Regions from separate parts of the Homo sapiens genome. Here region 2 is linked to region 1. A link is a contact called in ENCODE Hi-C or POLR2A ChIA-PET data. All regions are on one chromosome and are shown on one strand. The core of a region is the stretch at or near the end of the contact, and the rest is flanking DNA. Distances in the headings are between cores, read along the strand shown.

Region 1 (4,997 bases), core at 1,904-4,403:
AAGGATGGTTAACTGAGAAGAAATTAGCATGGGACCAATATTTTAAAAATTTTGGTCTATAGGTAGAAATGAGATCTGTTCTGTGGTCTTATGTAGTGACACAAACCACTTTTTCTCCATTTTGGCTTATGTTTCTTTTTCTTTCCTTTTTTTTTTTTTTCCTTTTTGTTAGAGACAGGGTCTTGTTCTATTGCCCAGGCTGAGTAGCTAAGACTACAAGCATGTGCCACCACACCCAGCTAATTTTTTTTATTTTTATTTTTGTAGGGACAGGGTCTCACTATGTTGCCCAGGCTGGTCTCAAACTCCTGGGCACAAGCAGTCCTCACGCTTTGGCATCCCAAAGAGTTGGAATTACAGGTGTGCGCCATCATGCCTGGCCTTAACGTTTCTTAAGACTTGATTATTTTCTATTTAGCTTCTGTGGATTTACTGATTAATTTTTTAACTAGGAGAGAAATCAGTATGAAGAGGAAGTAATAAAGAATGAAAACATGGTATTTAAATGTGCAGGTTTAGAAAGTTAATGAAGTTTGAATTTGATTGATCTGTATTTAGAGAAGGCAACGTCTTATTATTTTAAAACCAACTATCCGCCCTGTGCGGTGGCTCACGCCTGTAATTCCAGCACTTTGGGAGGCTGAGGTGGGCAGATCAGCTGAGGTCAGGAGTTCGAGACCAGCCTGGCCAACATGGTTAAACCCCATCTCTACTAAAAATACAAAAAAATTAGCCGGGTGTGGTGGCAGGCGCCTGTTTTCCCAGCTACTCAGGAGGCTTGAGGCAGGATAATTGCTGAACCCGAGAGGCGGAGGTTGCAGTAAGCCAAGAATGCACCATTGTACTCCAGCCTGGGCAACAAGAGTGAAACTCCATCTCAAAAAAAAAGAAAAAAAAAACAACAACTATCTTCATTTAAAATATTAAATGTGAATATTTAAAGTGAGACTAAGGTGCAACATTTTTAGATAGTAATGAAGAAAAGGACTAACTTTGTAGTGTTGCTGCCTTGTTAAACATACTAGATAGCATATTGCCAATCTTTAAACATTCTCAATGATAGGATTTATTTACTTTTTCTGATTTTTAGCTTTTCTTTTGAAAGAAAATAAGAGGAAGTTTCATTTACTGCAAAATTTTAAATGCTGCTTTGATGTATCAGTAGAGATATAATTTTCCTTTATCCAGAATCCAAGTAGCTGGAAAAAAAAATCAAAATATGCTGAACTTTTTTTTTTTTAGCCAGAAACCCATTTCCTATCGTCTGTACAAATAAAAGTTAAATATATCTCAATAACTTAGAAAAATTATTTTTTGATAATCCAGGAAGTATTAGCAACTGTTTTAAAATTAAGATAACTAGTAAGTTTTATTTAGCTTTCAAAAATAGGCATCTACATCATCATCTCTGCATACCTTTAGGAATTTCCTAATTCTTATTTCCCTTCATCTGTACTTTAACACATGCAAAATTGAAGGTTAGATTAAATATTTATGATTTATTTGTTTATCCTTGACTACATAAATTTCCATTTTATTGATTTTCCCTGCCTTATTTAAGAATATGCTATGATTAAAACACAAAAAATTTTAGTATAACCCATATATATATAGAATTCACCTTTTTGTTATTTAAATATTATTGGCTTATTTTCTTCTAAGTAAAATACAATTACTGGCTAAAATAATTGAAATAAGCAAAAAAAAAATTTTAAAGACCTTGTATACAAGATTACTTTGCCAGGTACTGTTAAAAGATGCAATGACATTTAAGACGTAACATCCTTAAGGATCTTATTTTCTGGGGGATAAAAAACTTTAAGATAAATTAGAATAAAAGATTTAAATGGCATTTTAAGGTACCAGGTACCAGATAAGATGTCACAAGGCTGTATATCATTAATTGCCAAATGATTTATACAGGCCAGATTTCTTTGTTGGTCAATAGAGGTTTAAAGTGATGAACTTCTGTTGTGTTTTTTTATTAAGAAGGTATTATCTTATTAGTAAGAAGTGATTTTTTTTAAGAACAAGCATTTTATAACATCAAAAGAAATCAGTAGTACTCTTTCCTACCCCCTCATATTTATTCTGAAAGTATTCAAGCATTATATTGTCATGTAAGAAACTGGAGCTTCTCATGTTTGTATTGCTGTAGAAGTAAACATGTATTTGCCATGCGTCATCAGGGAAGTTGCACTCACCGTCCAAGAACTTTTGTTAAAGTAAATCTTGGAATAGGTAGCTCATTTGAAATGTAGAAAAAATTAAATCCATATCTGAATTTTGTTTATATGTATGTACACGTAAACTAAAAACGTATTTAAAGCTAGTATTAGATGAGAAAAGAGGTTTTTTTACTTAAAATTTTAAGGCAAAAGTAGTTTATCTTAGATCTTGTGAGATTGTATTTTTGGTTTAAAATTTGAGAATTTGAGTGAAGAAAAATCATGTGAATGAAAATGCAACAGATAACTCAGATTGCCTTATAATAGTCTTTGTGTTTACCTTTATTCAGAATATCAAATGATAGTTTATTTTGTTGACTTTTTGCAAATGTTTAACATAGGTGACAGATTTTCTTTTTTAAAAAAATAAAACATCATTAATTAAATATGTCATTTCATTTCTTTTTCTTTTCTTTTTTTTTTTTTTTAGGACAAAATGTTTCACTTTTGGGTAAATACATTCTTCATACCAGGACCAGAGGAAACCTCAGAAAAAGTAGAAAATGGAAGTCTATGTGATCAAGAAATCGATAGCATTTGCAGTATAGAGCGTGCAGATAATGACAAGGAATATCTAGTACTTACTTTAACAAAAAATGATCTTGACAAAGCAAATAAAGACAAAGCCAACCGATACTTTTCTCCAAATTTTAAGGTCAGTTAAATTAAACATTTTGTGGGGGTTGTTGACTTGTATGTATGTGATGTGTGTTTAATTCTAGGAGTACAGCTGATGAAGAACTTGCTTGACAAGTTTTTAACTTATGTATTATTTCGAAGCAGTGTTTACGTAGCAGTAACATGAAAGTTTCTAATAAAATACCCAATGTACACAGCGTCAAAAAAGCTGCATTTTTCCTTTTCCTAATTCTTCGTTGTTTGCTGAAATCTGGGGCAAAGGTGCGGGAGGGGGCTAAATGACTGGGATATGAAGTAGGAATGGGAGAGGAAAGAAATAGATGGGAACTCAGTCATTTGGGAATGATTCATATGGAATGTTTTTACTGCTTCCACTCCTGTCTGCCTTCCAATTTATTCTCAATCCCTCAGAGTGATCTTAAAAATAGACTTGATTGTGTCACTTCTGTTTACACTTTATAAGGACCTTGTGTTTTTTTTTTTACCATGACCTACAAGGCCCAGCATAATTTAGCACAGGGCTACCTCCTACATCAGCACTAGTCACCTTCTCTCCTTGTTTCTTGAGATTCAGTCATACTGGTCTTTCTTCAGTTCTTCAAAATGCTAAGCTTCTGCCTCTTCTAGTCTTTCCAGTTATTTTCCTTCTCCCTGTACCTTTTCATCTCAGCCTTTTCCCCTGACCTTCCATAGCTATCTTCATATTTCCAGCCTTAGCTTCAATCTCATATTCTCTGAAGTCCTTTGATTGTCCTCCCGTTATTCTTTTTTTAAAAATCCTATTTCCTTATATTGTATCTTAGAATTATTTGGTTTGTTTCATTTTTGCCTATGTGTGATATATGTATTTCTACATAGGTATATATATCTACTTATAGACAAGAATTCTTCAGATTAAAAAAATCTGATTTGTAAACATTCCCAAGTGGTTGTTTACCATTTTTTTCTTCCCCCTTCCTATTTCTTATTCTACCTGATTTTCCCCTGTTCATTCACCACACTCGTTTCTTTCTCTTTTTTACTCTCTCTTAATTTTTCATTCAATTTTTATAACATGTAATAAATCTAACTGTAGCGTCTGAGTATTAAGAATATTGCTAGTAATACTTCACCTGTAATCCCAGCACTTTGGGAGGCTAAGGCAGGCGGATCACTTGAGGCCCAGGAGTTTAAGACCAGCCGGCCAATATGGCGAAACCCTATCTGCACTACAAATACAAAAATTAGCTGGGCATGGTGTCGCACACCTGTAATCCCAGCTACTTGGGAGGCTGAGGCACAAGAATTGCTTGAGCCTGTGAGATGGAGGTTGCAGTGAGCCGAGATCACACCAGTGCACGTGCACTTCAGCCTGGGCAACAGAGCAAGACTCTGTCTTAAAAAAAAAAAAAAAAAAAAAATATATACACACACACACACACACACACACACACACACACACTATTACTACCAATATACATACATATATGTATGTATGTATGTATGTATATTGGTAGTAATAGTAATACTTGGGCCCCTGCACGTTTTAAGTGAAAATAGATCTAATATTAAATGTCTTTAGCCCTTAAATTTTTTTTAAGTGTTCAGAAGTTTCCCTTTAAAAAAATTTTTAATATATAATAATTGTACATATTTATGGGATACAGAGTGATATTTTCATGTATGCAGTGTGTGATGATCAAATCAGGATAATTAGCATATGGATCACCTCAAACATTTGTCATTTCTTTGTGTTAGGAACATTCAAAATTCTGTCTTCTAGCTATTTGAAAATATACAGTAAATTATTGTTGACTAGTTACAGTTCTATAGAACACTATAATTTATTCCTCCTGTGTGTAATTTTTTATCTTTTAACCAACATCTCCCTATCCTCCCCTCCCACTCCCTTTCCCGGCCTCTAATAACCACACTCTTATGAGCTCAACTTTTTTAGCTTCCATATATGAGTGAGAACATACGGTATTTATCTTTCTGTACCTGACTTATTTTACTTAACATCATGTCCTCCGGGCTAGACATTCTCTTTAGAATCCACAGGTTTCCTTTCTTTTCTCTAAATCTGCATTTTGCTCAGCCATTAACTTTTAAAATGTCTTTTTCCCTTTAGTTTTATTGTTTTCTATTTTA
Region 2 (7,016 bases), core at 1,171-3,670, 430 kb after region 1:
CAGAAGAGGGGAGGAGTGAGAGGAATAGAGTGGGGGTGGGAGAAGTGGGGAGCAGAGAGAGACAGAGAATGAACTAGCGGAAAGCAAGCAAGTCAGCTTTTAGAAGTAGACCTGAAGCCCTAGCAACACTGAAAAGAGACCTGGAGCTTACATCTGATTGGCTTTCCAGCCAGAAGGAATAGAGAGCTCTGATTGGCTGGTGATGATGTCTCCAAATAACCAGCCTTTTTCAGGAAAGCAAATTTATGTGGCAGAAAGGACAAGAGACAGAAGAAGCACGCAAGAAGAAAAGCGAGGAGAACAGAGCAAAAAAAAAAAAAAAAAAAAAAGGAAGATTATTTGTTACAGTGGTGGAGACTGAGACAAAAATGAGAATAACAAGCCTATTTACGTAACTGCTTACAGTTTACAAAGTGCTTTTACATGTAATCATTGATATTGTCTTTACAAAGACCTGCAGGGCTCCCAGAAGTTAAATGGCATGCCCCAGGTCACCCAGCTAGTAAGAAAAATAGTGCATGTCTTCTGGCTAAAAATCTAACACTTTTGATATGGAGCAGGTGTTGTGGAGATAATGATTTAGAGTTGTCCTGTAGGACAGAGGGAAGCAAATGCTCTGACAGCAGAAAAGAAAATCAGAAGGCACGTCAGCCTGTAGTTTAGCGGGCAATGCAGACAGGAGTGAAGGGCTCCCTGTTCTTCACGACCACACACCTTGAAAACATAGATATAGGAAACATCTCTGTGGGTATTTGGAAGGGGAGATGGTTGTGGTACAAATGAAACCTATGTCTAGAGGGCTCAGAGGGCAGTCCTGAATATATTTCCCTGGGGTGTATCACAGTCGCCTTTCATTTAACACGTAGAAGTTGGATACCTAATTATTCCTTCCATCTATCCTTGAAAGCTGTTCCTTCCTCAGGCTTAGTCGACAACATAACCATTCACCCAGTTGCTCAAGCTAAGAACCTGTAAGTCATCTTTGTCTTAATTTTCTTTCCATGTTTAATTTATCAGCAAGTCCTGTAGATTCTACTTCTAAAACACACCTTGAATAAGGCTACTCTGTTCATCTCCATAATCACCATTGTTTTCTCCTTCTGAGCCACTGCAATAACTTGCTATTTGGTTTCAATACTTTCTGGCACCCTGTCTTCCCCAGCTCTTGCCTCCTTCCCTTGAAATCCATTCTCTGGACTATGCCATCCTGCTTAAAACATGCCTGAGAATAATTCAAAATCCTTCCCAGGATCTGGCCCCAGTTTAATTTGCCTCACTCTGCCTAGGACTCACTGTTCTAGCTATGGAGGCCTCCTTTTTGTTATCAGAACACAGCACAGTCTTTCCAGCTGAAGAGACTTAAATATTTTGCTGGTCCCTGTCTCCATGTTATCACATGGCTAGCTCTTTCTCCTATCTCATGCTATCTACACAGACAGTCCTACTCTCACAAGCTGTGTGAGAGTTCCCTTCATTCTCATAGAACCTTTTTATTAACTTTCTGTGACCTCTCAAACTGAAATTACTTATGTTTTTATTTGATTCCTTGTTTATCATCGTCTTTTTATATGACTTCCCCCTACTAGTAATCAAACTCCATTAAGACAAGGATCAGGTCAATTGCCCTCATCACTGTATCCCCAGAGCTTACAACGTGGTACACAGGAGATACTCAATAACTATGTGTCGAATGAATAAGTGAATAAATATCAGGGAATTAACATACCCTACATGTTACATAGTACCATGCATCAGTGGAGCCATGGATATGAGACACTGTGTTTCCTGTTTGTAACCTGTTATTTGTTAATTCCTGTCAGAGTTGAGAGCTCTGATAGTAGCTGCCATCATCTGGGGAGTTCTATGGAATCTTGCCACCATGAGTTCTGGAAAAGGGAATCTGTTTGTGTTGGGACTTGAGGGATGGTATAAATTAACTCCCAAGGTTTATTAGTAGTAAACAATTAAAATCCACCCTGAAATTGGAGCTTTACTAAAGATGGCTATTTTGTAGCATGTAGGAAATTACGATATTGGTTTACCTCCTAGGATTCAAAAAGCATTCATTCTCTTTTGGAGCCAGAAAAGGAGAGGTATGTCTCCTAACAGAACTGTGCTGGGTTTTTTTTTGTTATTGTTGTTTTCTTTTTTTGACAGTCTGTGGAGCTCACACATTGGCCATAATAAAGCCTGCTATCTATTTTTGATTTGTCAAAGTTGTGCTTGAGAGTGATTAACATACCCTTAGCAAAATGAATCATTCTATAGAGATTTAAAAGTCACGATGGAATAAATATCTTGGTCAAAGGTATTGCTGCTTTAATTACATTCATTTGTTTCAATATTTCGGTTTTAGGGATTTCTTAACTGAGTTGTTAAGGATCCTTTTAGGGATTTCTTAACTGAGTTGTTAAGGATCCTTTTGAAAGTGAAGTTTACCATGGTGCCCTCTGGTGGAATGAAATTCGCACAGTTTTTAAAGCTAAAGCCCTATCTAGTGAGAATGCATACAGAAATAAAAGGAGCAACATTAAATACAAATGTCCAAAAACTATAAGCAGGGTACTCTTGCTATTGGGGGACTACAAGATATACCTGCCTCAGAATATTTACAGATTCAGGGATAGGGCATGTAGTTGCTATAAAGGAAGAGCAATGACATAAATACATACAATTCCAAATCCATTAGAAAATGAGGGCCAGAAGCCACAGCATTTCATATCATCTGGCAACACTGACACTGACTAATTAGGTATTATATTGAGAAAGTCAGAAGAAGGTGATGGCAATTACAGCATTTGCAACAATATTCATAAATAGCTAGGAACACAAGGGGGAAATACAATTTGGTTGTGGTCTATCAAGAACCAGTGGATATTCATTTGATAGGACTTTTGTAATTAGGCTCACCATCAAAGCTGATAAAATCATCAAAATGGTAAGTGTCCCAGTGTTGGTTCCTTGAAACTGTGTTGTGACCAGACTTAGTGACTCCTTGATAAAGCAGCTTTCACGTGTCTTCACAAGGAAATAAAGTGAAAGTCTCTGGGACGCTATCTGGGTCACACACCACAGGGATCCTGCTCAGAGGATTTAGAACATTGGACCAGCTCACTAAGGAAAGATGTCAAGGCCCTTCTTTGAGGACCTAAGGAAGTTTTTAATATTCGTTCGTCTGAATGCACTAAATAAAACTCTCATTCCAAATAAGATAAAAGAGGGGAAAAAAGTGTTTGAGCATCCAATCCCCCAAAGTGTCTGCAAATTATTTAGTATTATTTCAGTACTCAAACTTCCTGAAAGGTGGAATGTGGGGCAGAGGAGTAGTGAGCAGGGACCATAGCACACATGCATTTAGTCAGCTTGTTGGTTTTCTTATTGGGGACCTTTCTTTGAAACTTGGTGCACCTCAGATTTTAAAAAACCCAAAGCCAAAAAACAACTAACAGCTGGCTCTTCTAAAGCAGTGGCTCTCAGAGGAATGGTACTGCCTTCTAGGGGATATTTTGGAAGTTTATGAGGGCCATTTTTCTTGGGAAGGGTGTCTCAAAGTATAAATTATTATGGGACTGTTAACTGACATTCAGTGGGTAGTAGTCAGGGAGGTAAGGGGAAGTTCCATATCATGTTAGATTTTACTGTCCCACCAACTATTCATGTAGATTTTTAAAAAATCTGTATGTAATGATTTAAGCCTAGGACCAAATTCAATCTTACATAAAAAATTAAATATTTCTTTTCATGGTTTTAATAGACACCTAATTTCCCATAAATGCAAATCCAATGTAAACTAACTGAAGACTATACTTTGTTTCATTTGAACCTTACTGAGAATTGTTAATCATTTTTGAAAATTATAATATCAATATCCATGGCACATATGACATTTGAATCCTCTGAAAATATAACTGCAATAATTTGTAACATCCCAATTCAAAGTGATTATACAAACAGGTGTGTCTGATTATGTCTTCCAGTGTAGTTGTCCCCAAGCATTTTCAATTATTATTATGATATTCCTTTCTTCTTCTTTAAATTACAATTAGGCAATCATATTAGTAATTTTAAAATAATGTGTACTGGCCAGGAATAGTGGCTCATGCCTGTAATCCCAGCACTTTGGGAGTTCCGAGGCCGGTGGATCACAAGGTCAAGAGGCCGAGACCATCCTGGCCAACATGGTGAAACCCCATCTCTACTAAAAATACAAAAATTAGCCGGGCATGGTGGTAGGCACCTGTAGTCCCAGCTACTTGGGAGGCTGAGGCAGGAGAATTGCTTGAACCCAGGAGGTGGAGGTTGCAGTAAGCCAAGGTCGCGCCACTGCACTCCAGCCTGGCGACAGAGCGAGACTCCGTCTAAAAAACAAAAAAATGTCTTGGTAGGTTATGTTATCCATGAATTTCATTTTAGAATAGTTAGAGATGTTATTAAAAATATTTGTTATTAAAAGAGGACATGGGGTGATAATGAAAATGGCAAAATAAGGGACTCTGAAAACCCTCTCCTCCATACAAGCAATAAAAATACTGGCAAAAATTGTCAGTGTAAACTTTTTCAGAACTCTGGAAATTAATCAAAGACTAGCAGAAATCAGGTAAGCTTTTATTTAAAAAAATGGCTGAATGTCAGTAAAAACTAAGCTTTTTTGTCTTTTACTCTGCTCTTTTCTCATTCTCCCTCCCCTGCCCCCAGCTCTGCAATAACCTGGGAAACCAACAACTTGCAATCATGATAAACACTGGCAGTCTGGCAGCCCCCGGAGGGGATAGAACAGGGTTAGCGCTCTCTCCAAACTCCATTTCCAGAGAACTATCATTATTTGACCTGTCTGATGGTTCCCTGAAATATTCCACTCATAATATTGTCTCTATGTGACTTGACTTAGAGTTCACCCAATGTGAATATTTTTCTTAACAGAAATGATTTTCAATTATTTGTAGAAAAGACTGAGTGGCAATTGTTTCACATCACTGTTGCCTGAGGCAGTACATAAGAGTTGAAGCAAATAATCAGCTTACCAAAAGCTTAAAAGGAGAAGCTGTGGAAAGATACGTCCACAGGATGATTTGAAAAGCACAGACATAATGCTGGGAAACTAGAAGTACAAGTTCATGTGTAGGGATGTGAGCATACTCAGTGCTATCTGCATGCTCAGCTAAGACCTGAGAAAGATCTAAATTCTCAACTCTGCCTAACCTTGTGGCTCTATGGAGGCAGGAAGTGAAAGTGAAGGCAGAGTTTCATACTGCCTGCTGGAGTGTTCAAGGTGTGCTCCAAATGCACACAGAGCCCTTAGGCAAAGATTGGAGGACTTGTGAGCTCCAGGAATTTAAGAAAATCTTTGTCCAATCATTAGCTGAACACTAAGTCAGCTATCAGAGACTCCAATGGCCACCTATGACAAAGAAATCACATATTAAATAATTAGCTCAAACAAAACAAGCACCAACTACAAACAGCAACTTTCACAAACCCTGGGGAGGTAGGAGATTCTGATTTCAAGAGTTGCAACATTTTTTAAAATGTAGTTTCAACAAAAAATTAGGAGACATTCAAAGAAACTAAAAGTATGGCACACATGCAGTACAAAAGCAGTCAATATAAACTGTCTCTCAGGCACATCAAAAAGCTTATCCACCATGATCAAGTGGGCTTCATCCCTGGGATGCAAGGCTGGTTCAACATATGCAAATCAATAAATGTAATCCAGCATATAAACAGAACCAAAGACAAAAACCACATGATTATCTCAATAGATGCAGAAAAGGCCTCTGACAAAACAAAATTCAACAACCCTTCATGCTAAAAACTCTCAATAAATTAGGTATTGATGGAACGTATCTCAAAATAATAAGAGCTATTTATGACAAACCCACAGCCAATATCATACTGAATGGGCAAAAACTGGAAGCAGTCCCTTTGAAAACTGGCACAAGACAGGGATGCCCTCTCTTACCACTCCTATTCAACATAGTGTTGGAAGTTCTGGCCAGGGCAATCAGGCAGGAGAAAGAAATAAAGGGTATTCAATTAGGAAAAGAGGAAGTCAAATTGTCCCTGTTTGCAGATGACATGATTGTATATCTAGAAAACCCCATCGTCTCAGCCCAAAATCTCCTCAAGCTGATAAGCAACTTCAGCAAAGTCTCAGGATACAAAATCAATGTACAAAAATCACAAGCATTCTTATACACCAATAACAGACAAACAGAGAGCCAAATCATGAGTGAACTCCCATTCACAATTGCTTCAAAGACAATAAAATACCTAGGAATCCAACTTACAAGGGATGTGAAGGACCTCTTCAAGGAGAACTACAAACCACTGCTCAATGAAGTAAAAGAGGATACAAACAAATGGAAGAACATTCCATGCTCATGGGTAGGCAGAATCAATATCGTGAAAATGGCCATACTGCCCAAGGTAATTTATAGATTCAATGCCATCCCCATCAAGCTACCAATGACTTTCTTCACAGAATTGGAAAAAACTACTTTAAAGTTCATATGGAACCAAAAAAGAGCCTGCATTGCCAAGTCAATCTTAAGCCAAAAGGACAAAGCTGGAGGCATCACGCTACCTGACTTCAAACTATACTACAAGGCTACAGTAACCAAAACAGCATCATACTGGTACCAAAACAGAGATATACACCAATGGAACAGAACAGAGCCCTGAGAAATAATGCCGTATATCTACAACTATCTGATCTTTGACAAACCTGACAAAAACAAGCAATGGGGAAAGGATTCCCTATTTAATAAATGGTGCTGGGAAAACTGGCTAGCCATATGTAGAAAGCTGAAACTGGATCCCTTCCTTACACCTTATACAAAAATTAATTCAAATGGATTAAAGACTTAAATGTTAGACCTAAAACCATAAAAACCCTAGAAGAAAACATAGGCAATACCATTAAGGACATAGGCATGGGCAAGGACTTTCATGTCTAAAACACCAAAAGCAATGGCAACAAAAACCAAAATTGACAAATAGGATCTAATTAAACTAAA

Evidence for each region. Hi-C counts contacts between places; a loop is a spot of excess contacts on that map. ChIA-PET counts read pairs that join two places held with the same protein, here RNA polymerase II (POLR2A). Pooled maps may share reads with other maps.
Region 2: a loop to region 1 is called in a map of MCF 10A, with 4 times the contacts of the local background. The contact joins two enhancer-like sites. A Hi-C loop is called at or near these places in 4 of 168 maps with a recorded cell type or tissue (IMR-90, MCF 10A, endothelial cell of umbilical vein and 1 more), 9 of 37 single-sample maps with no recorded cell type and 12 of 50 pooled maps. POLR2A ChIA-PET finds 5 or more read pairs at or near these places in 5 of 52 experiments (AG04450, MCF 10A, WTC11 and 2 more).

Annotation. Positions count from the first base shown.
Region 1 is chr10:87,958,236-87,963,232 of GRCh38, forward strand. It overlaps PTEN (phosphatase and tensin homolog), which reads left to right. Exons shown (of 9, transcript NM_000314.8): 8 at 2,659-2,883. Among named protein-coding and RNA genes, the nearest start is that of PTEN, 97 kb to the left of the region's middle. Within about 2 kb of position 3,154, at least 3 of the 41 ENCODE cell types and tissues checked have a DNase peak (open chromatin) inside an H3K27ac peak, as active enhancers do.
Region 2 is chr10:88,387,196-88,394,211 of GRCh38, forward strand. All of the region lies in intron 4 of RNLS (renalase, FAD dependent amine oxidase), which reads right to left. Among named protein-coding and RNA genes, the nearest start is that of RNLS, 190 kb to the right of the region's middle. Within about 2 kb of position 2,421, at least 3 of the 41 ENCODE cell types and tissues checked have a DNase peak (open chromatin) inside an H3K27ac peak, as active enhancers do.